2 separate regions of the Mus musculus genome follow, and region 1 is linked to region 2. Evidence: chromatin loops called from intact Hi-C (ENCODE). Cell type or tissue: heart. All regions are shown on one strand.

What was found. Peaks named below come from ENCODE experiments on the same cell type or tissue, not always from the same donor. Only the 100,000 strongest peaks of a DNase experiment are listed, where the experiment ranks them.
Region 1: it touches region 2 in a loop (2.3-fold over the local background); 1 of 42 quality-filtered maps calls a loop at or near these places.

What each region holds. Positions count from the first base shown.
Region 1 is chr7:74,470,887-74,474,886 of GRCm38, forward strand. The region is part of intron 2 of Slco3a1 (solute carrier organic anion transporter family, member 3a1); the gene reads right to left. Among named protein-coding and RNA genes, the nearest start is that of Slco3a1, 82 kb to the right of the region's middle. In heart, no CTCF peak of the experiment used is centred here; no DNase peak of the experiment used is centred here; H3K27ac peaks cover 303 bases.
Region 2 is chr7:74,552,589-74,556,588 of GRCm38, forward strand. Slco3a1 (solute carrier organic anion transporter family, member 3a1) reads right to left here and starts at 2,192. Exons shown (of 10, transcript NM_023908.2): 1 at 1,823-2,192. The coding sequence starts at 2,002. In heart, CTCF peaks have their summits at 1,663, 1,869, 2,572 (motif pointing right) and 3,027 (motif pointing right); DNase peaks (open chromatin) are centred at 1,693, 2,263 and 3,053; H3K4me3 peaks cover 3,273 bases; H3K27ac peaks cover 2,316 bases.

The sequences.
Region 1 (4,000 bases), 82 kb before region 2:
GAGTCCAAGAGACCTCCGAGTCGACAGCGGAGAACCCTCTTCACTATTGGAATGCAGCCGTTCCCACATTCTGACCAGTAAAGAAGATGCCATTCCAAAGATGGGTCCACAGCAGAATAAGTATAGGGTGAAGTGGGGCTTCCAAATCCCAGAGTGATCAATTTGTCCAGACATTTACAGCTACTAAGGGCATGTGATGTCACTCCAGGGACAGCCCAGAAAGACCAGGTTACTACATGCCAAATCTTTCATGGAACTTAGCGTTAGGGTGGAGTTATCACCACTAGCCTCCCTTTCTATATGCCTGGGTGATGTCAGTCACCATACACTTCACAGTTCCAGGTGGCAGGCTTCAGTAGGTGACGCTGTAATCCCACCATGCCTGAAGAACTTAATAAAGCGCCTACTCTTTTCTGCAGCTCTACCTCTGGCCTGGAGAAGGTCTCCTGAGCCTTCAGTCCAGCTCCACCTGGGTTCCTCTTTCTTTGACTCTCTGTTTGGCATCCCCCAGGGGGACACACCCTGTCCCAGAACTGTGGGTGCATTTTACTTATCTCCCCAGCAGCCCCGGTACACTTTTCCTGGGATGGGTTGTGACCTCAACAAGAACATATACCATGGGGGAAAAGCCAGAAAATTAGCACAGGCAGATGCTTTCTAACTTATGTTAGCTACTTCAGAAATATTGCCTTGTACTTGGATAAGAAGGGCAATCTTTGCAGGACTAAGGAAGTCTCCCTCTTAGTCTTTATCTGCAGGACGGTAAGTCCTCCCTAGGAGTACTCACTCAGTAACCATGAAGAGGGCACTCAAGACAGCTGTCACAAAGTAATGACAACTCCAGAGTGACACGGACCCACCCTGTCTCTAAATCTGAGGACCTCCCAAGGTTGCGGGTGCAGACAGATCTCCATATGAGATTTTACCCCCTCTCCCCTTCTGCAGCCAGCAGTTCACCCAAGGCTCCGGAAATGTCACAGAGTAGCATTGCCTGCGGGAGGAAACCTACCAACGAGAGAGCGCTGAAAAGACTGAATCAATACGTGACAACTGTAATTCTCAGTGCTATAATTACACAGCATTTCTCGGGCTCCTCAGAGTCACTCCATTGATTTCAGCAAAGTGTATTTGCTGCATCCCAAACACAGCTGCAAGCCCAGCTCTGCACTCCCATCTCCCCTTCATTGATCTTAAAAATAATACCCAGGTACAAGGGGCTTCAGAAAGCAATCTTGCAGCTTTGGCCTCTGTGGTTTTGCTAGGCGATTCATTATCCACTTTGTTCTACCTTACCCAGAACCATTCTGACTCTCAGACAAAAGGTAAAGGTGAACCCCATGTCTCTGTCCTCAGCTCCTCCCTCAATTCCTCCCTCAGCTCCTCAGCTCCTACTTCGTGCCAGGAACTCACCTGAATACTAGCTACTGAGGCAAAGATGCAATTAGTCTCTGGTGGAGTTTCTGAGGCACAAGCCAATCTTGGTGGTCTGCAGAAGCTATGATTGGTGTGGTGAACAATGAAAGTTCAAAATGTAGAATGAAGGCAAAGCCCAGGATGAGGGGAGATGTTTAGGAACTTGGTTGTTAGACAATATTAACAAGTCAATAAAAAGAATTACTTATATTTGTCAATGGCATAAAGGCAGGAAGGGGGCCTCGGTGAGTAAAGTCTTTGCTTTGCAAACATGGGGATCCCCAGCTACCACCAAGAATCCATGGAAGAGAAGCAGGCCACAGTGGCACAAACTTTTAATTTCAGCACCAGTGAGGCACTTCCCTAGGACTTTCTGGGCACACTTGGCAAGGTACAGGCTAGAGAGAAATCCTGCCTTCTGAGAAATGACAGTCAAGGTTGTCTTTCCAGACATACATGATCCTGTCCATGCCAGCCTGAACACACATGAACACACACATATGTACAAAATAAATAAAGGATTTGGATGGACAGTTTTTTCCAGGAAAATATAGATATGTCAAATAATCTCATAAAGTGATGTTCAATATCATGAAGGTTATGCAAATGCAAACCACTTCACACAGCAACAGCAGAAACACACGGGATGACAACAGTGACACTCCAGATGACAGGAATCAGGGATTCCAAGGCTGAGAAGGAATTAGAAGCTTGCCACAGGACAACTGGAAATGTAAAATGGTGTGGTTACTGTGGATGACAGGCAGCCACTCAGAAGACAGAATTACACCACTGGACAGTTTCATCAGTCCTGTGTGTCTACACAGGACTGCACAAAAGGGGTCAGGGTTGTATTCATTTGAAAAGATTTTATTTTATAAGTGTGTGTGTGTGTGTGTGTGTGTGTGTGTGTGTGTGTGTGTGTGTGTGTAGTTATCAATGGAGTCCAGAAAAAGATGTAGATCATGACTTATATCACATTAAAAGTATGTATATGTAAGAATCCACCCTCATCTTGAAAGCCATCTCACCCCCAGGCAACCATGGGAACTGAATGACATGAGAACACATATAAGAGCGTAAGCTTCTCTGTCAGGTGAAGACAAATGAAGAGGAACAGTTCTACAGGCTGGAGATTAGCTGCCTGTCACTGGAGACTCACAGGGTAGCTTCGTGGCTGGTAGCCCCCAAGATGTGTGGCATCAGATCACTAAAGCAGAATTAGCATCTGGCTCACCATGAACTTCAACAGTGTCAAAGACAGTCAGGTAACGACACATTCACCAATGCTCACGCCAAAGGCAGGAGACAGGAACCAGAGCTGTCAGAAACGTTGTGAAGTAACAGACACAAACGAAGTCAGACAAAATTAGTATCTGTCTCCTGTCGAGGAAGAAATACCAGGAGGTGTGTGGAACACGGGAATTCAAATGCATTAGTTACAAACTAGGAACCTTGGAAAGCTACAAAGAATGACCTAGGTCATAGACTTGATGTCAGAACCCCACAGGATTCATATGTGTGTGTGGGGTACACCCTACCTCTCTTCACAGCACCCTCTACAGTAGTCCCTGTACTTCTCTGTGGCTGCCACATGGATTAGGGGCCCCACTGTTCAAAATTTAAAATGGAGGACCAGCATCAGGTTGGCTGCCTTGATTTACATAGATTAGGGACCCCACTTGTTCAAGGTTCAAAATGGAGGGCAAGCAGCAGGTTGGTCAGTTCCCCCAAATGACTTGAAAACCTATGATCTTAGTAATTGTCTCCTTTTCTCAGTATCAATAACCTGAGTCACAATAACACATATTTTTCTGTCAAGACTTATTTATGCCTCTCCTGTGAGTATTTACTTGGGAAAACACAGGAGTGGGACCTGAAACCTCCCCCCACCCCAACCCCACCCCCATATTCCTAACTAATGATGCCTGCCATCCTTCTTGATGGTGCCACACGACAGTACGCCTTCAGGACTTGGAGGTTATAAGAAGGAAAGGGGTACTTGCAGCATATCATATCTGTTTTTGGGCTTTATCTTTAACTCTCAAAAGCCTTGCATCTCCTAGAGGCCAACCACCAAGAGAACGCAGTGGTGAGAAAGATGGCCCAGAATAAAGGCTACCATTGTCAAGAGCCAGGGCCTTCTACTAACTTGCTGGCTCATTTATTAAATGTGTAGATAGTTTGCAAAGGAAGGAAAAAACCCTTCCCTTCTTATCTCCGTTTGGCGATATATCTGCCAGTGAGGTCTTCACAGCCAAACAAGAGCTCTCCCTTGGAACTGGAATGGATGTCGTCAACTAGACAGCTGCCACTTTCTAGAGTTTGGTGGGCACAGGGGACTTGCCAACAGCTCTGTCGGGTACAAATCCAGGAGAGCATTCCACATTGTAAAGACTAAGCAGGGATCGCCAAGTCACCTGCAAGCATGGGGCACAAGCATGAAGGCCATGGGGGTAGATGTGGGGTAAAAAGAGAAAGCCTGCCTCAGATGGGACATAGCCACTCCCTGTCTTCAGCATGCCGTTCCAGAGAAGCCAAGATCAGAGGGAGTCTAGAAGCAGATTCTGAGATGCACTAAAAGAAA
Region 2 (4,000 bases):
ACTTCCTTCTAAAACCCTAAGCCACTAGAAGTGCAAACTCCTAATCTCAGATGTTCATCATTCCTGGGATGATGAAGTCCAGCCTTGCTGTTTTTGCCACATGTGAATACCACACCCTTAATGGAGCCTGGTGTAAGGCAAAGAAGCTGTTAAACAGGAGCCAGCTGTTGATCGAATAAACTGCCTCTTTTTACACGAAGACCTGCTTAGATATAATTTAGTTTGCATATGCTTCGGTACGGAGTCACACTTATCAGTAGGAATGTGCATTTGCCTCTAGAGACACATGTAACTTCTAAGTGTTTTAACAGTCAAATCTCTTCTTTAAAAAAGCTGCTTCTCCAAACATCATCATCCTCACCAAGCAAAGGCCACAGTCTACAGCTTAGTATGACAACCACAGAGAAAAGGAATACGTTTGGGAAAACAGAATACTCAAATGTTCTTTTGGCCCCAGGGTTCAGGGACAATATTATACACAAGACAGAAATGGGGAGTTAAAAACTGTTTATCTGGGAAAGGGTGACAAAAATGCATACGATTTCTCAAATGCTCTACAGTTCAGTCACCCCAGGAACAGAATTGACTCTGTAGAGCCCCACCCCCACTTCCAAGTCACCACATAACTATCTTTAACCAAGCGCTATGTCCCTTCATCTTATTAGCCTGTAGGAGCCTTGGGAAACTGTTGAGAGTTCTGGCTACTCAGCGTCTGGCCCTCATTAACTTTAACCCTGGGCCAGGAATGAGGGATTCATGATAGCATCAGGATACACATAGCTCTATCTCTGGATGTGGTTATCCAACCGCTTTTGAAATCTTGTCCAATTCGATCTCCATCAAATGTGCTCACTAACACTTAAAATCTATGACATTTGATTCCAGTTTCAGGTCAATAGCCAAGTAATGATTTAACACTATCCACTCGAAGACATCTTTTCCTGGGTAGACAGAATAGGTCTGGAAGTGCACTGTCTGAAACTCAAGTGCGGACCACCTGAGCAAGACAGAAGAAAGCGACAAAGTAGGTACTTGGTAATCCTTACAAGTGGATTCCCTGGGCATAGTAGGTGTCCATGGGCCTTTGGGCATCAATAATCCCTTTCTGGAGACAAATAAAGCAAATACATATTGTACAGATGATCCACTCCCCGTGTGGGCGAGCGACCATGATGGGGAATTAAGGTAGAACTACAGAAACTCGCAGCTGCTCTCCAGGTACTATAACTTTATCCCTCCACAGAAAGATGGCTATTGGGATCTGGGTGGGACTAGTCCCCCTGCAGTTACCGCTGAGCTCAGGGCCACACTCGGGCGCCTTTTAAATTCCCCCAGCAATTGGTGGATGGAGAAAGAGCCAGGGGGAAAAAAGATGCATAATGATTCGTTCACCGGGCGGATGAAACGGAGAGTAGAGGACGCAGGATGCTAACTGGCTTTTCCTCCCATGTGCAGGTCACCTGAACCGCGATGCCTTCCAGTCTCTGAGGAGGCTCCCTGAACTCGCCATATGGCTCCGTTTTCAAGAGGGGAGAAGAAACAGTTTCATGCCCACCTGCCTGCGGCATCTCCTTTCAGGCACCCCTTCCCTAGCCCCTGCCCGGCGCGCGAGCTGCCGGCATCCACGGTCCCGCCCGCTCCGAGCTCCGGCCGGCAGCTCCCCCGGCGGCCGCCTCTGCACCAGTCGCCAACCTCCGTGCCGGGCCGAGGTCATGCCCGCCTGCCCCCGGAGCCGGCGAGGCCCCTTCCCGGTGCCAGGCGGCAAGCCCGAGAAGCGCCGGCAGGGAAGGGGGTCCGCCGCAGAGTTGGCACCCGGACTCACCAGGTAGGCGCCCACCGTACCCTGCGCCAGCATCAAGGCGCACTCAGACACCAGGAAGATCTTGATGTTGGAGAAGCAGGACACCTTCTTTTTCTTCTTCTTGTTCCTCTGCGCCTCGTCCCCCTGCAGCTCGCCGCTCCGGCCGCCGCCCGACGAGCCGCCCGGCTTCTTTCCCTGCATCCTTCCCCCGCCGCCGCCGCCGCCGCCGCTTTCCCGCTCGCCCCGGGTGTCGTGGCCGTTGCCGGGCGGGGGTGCGTGCCGCGAGGCTGCGTACTGTCCCCGCCCCGGGCCCGCGGCGGCCGCCCCCGTCCTGCCGCGGCTAGAGAGGTTGAAGGCTCCGCTCCTCGCTGCCGCCGCGCTAGCTCCCTTCCTCCTCCTCCTCCTTCTCCTCCTCCTCCTCCTCCGCCCTCCCTTCGCCGCCTCCTCCGGCTCGGGCTGTGCCAATCACAGGGACTCCTCGCGTCGCCCGCTGCTGCCGCCGCCTAGCCTCTCTCGGACTCTCGCCGTTGCCTTCACCGGCTTCCCCTGGCCCGCCGGCTTCGCTTGCCTTCACCCCTAGCGCCCCAAGCCCGGGCCGGGGCCTGATCGCCGCCTTGAGCCCCGGGCTGCGCCGCTACTGGCTGCGGGTGCGTCCCTGGGAGGCACGAGGGGACCTGCTTGGGGCACTAAGGGCTTGCTGATGGTCAAGGCCGGCGGGGTCTAACTACCCAGCGAAACTGCAAAATCCAGGAGTCCTGGTGGGGTAGGAGGCTGAGCGAGGAAGGTGCTACCCGGCCACTAGGAGGCATTGTGGGGCCCAGGGCACCAAGGCGGAAACTGGGTGGTACTAGGACTAGCAATGAGGTGCAGAGATGGGAGTATCCAGGCACCCTACTTCTAGTGCGGGTACCGGACTGCTAAGGCCGGAGAGAAGAAGCAATTTTCATAAAGAGAGTATCGCAGGAGCTGTATTCGGCTTGGTTTAGGGATTTCTAAGGACAGACGTTGTGCTCTGGGGCTCTGGAAGATGCCGAGATAGGAGCTGCCATTGGCTCCTTTGGTTTGCCAGCCTCTGCTCCTGCATTCAGTGGCTACTGGACATATCTAAACCGCCCATTCCCCGAAAATGGGAGAAAGAAACAGAACCTCTGAGAAGGGAAGTTAGAGCTTCAGGGAGTCTCACATCTTCCCCCAGCCTCCAAGTACAGGCAACTGCAGATCACAAGGACCCCAGCAGAGGGCCTTGTTTAGTTCTCCAGCGGCCTGCGGTTGGAGTTCAGGAAGGGATGAGCCACAAGCCTGCTGTGTCCCCACCCCTCTCCTGACTATTGTGGCCCTCCCTGGCTTGGCCTGAAGGTCAGCATGCAGCAGAGCCAATTGTCATCAGTCCTCCGCCCCTTGCTCCCCAGCATTCCCTAGGATTTTGGTCCACAAGGCGCCTCTGATAGGATGTACTGATTCAGGCAGCAGCGTTTGGAAGCTAAGAGAAAAGTGGATACGAACAGAAAATACCTAGCATTGTTGTCCACGTTAGTGATGGAGAAGCCAAAGCCTATTTGGAGAACTTTTCCTTGCTTTCCCAAGGGCCTATATCCCAATGCCAAGGCTTACATTCAATAGTGCATAGCAATTAGCACCGGCCATAATTTCTACTTTCTTCCAGAGAAATTGAGTAAGAATAGACGGTGGCACAGTGGGGGTGTGTTGTTTGCCTTACCATTTAAATATAAATTGCTTCATCCATCTGTCTTCCAGACATGACCTCACCTAGTCTTGGTGTGGTTTTCAATGTGCCTCCCCTTGTCTGGGGTACCTTCGGCCTAAATTACTCTCTGGCATCACTCTCTACAGTGTTCTTCTCTACCAGTGGTATTGTATCCTGGAGTTGTTAGGGTCAAAGCCTGTGTCCTGGCAGCCCTAAGAAGCTAGGCTCAGCCCCCTGTCTTCGGAATGCCAACTGAAGGAGCAAGTAACAAAAGAAGAGAAGAAAGATTATTCATTGTGGCTCCATTGGGAAGAAGAACAAATAGACAGGTCTAGTGATCTCCCCACTCTCTAACTGATTCTTCCATGTTCTGCATGAGCTTTAGGTACAAAAGGATATGAATCACTAAGTAGTCCAGGTCAAGGTACAGTCTTGCCCATCATTAACCCATCAACATCTGGGCTCCAGTCTGCTATGGGTGGTCTGACAAATTG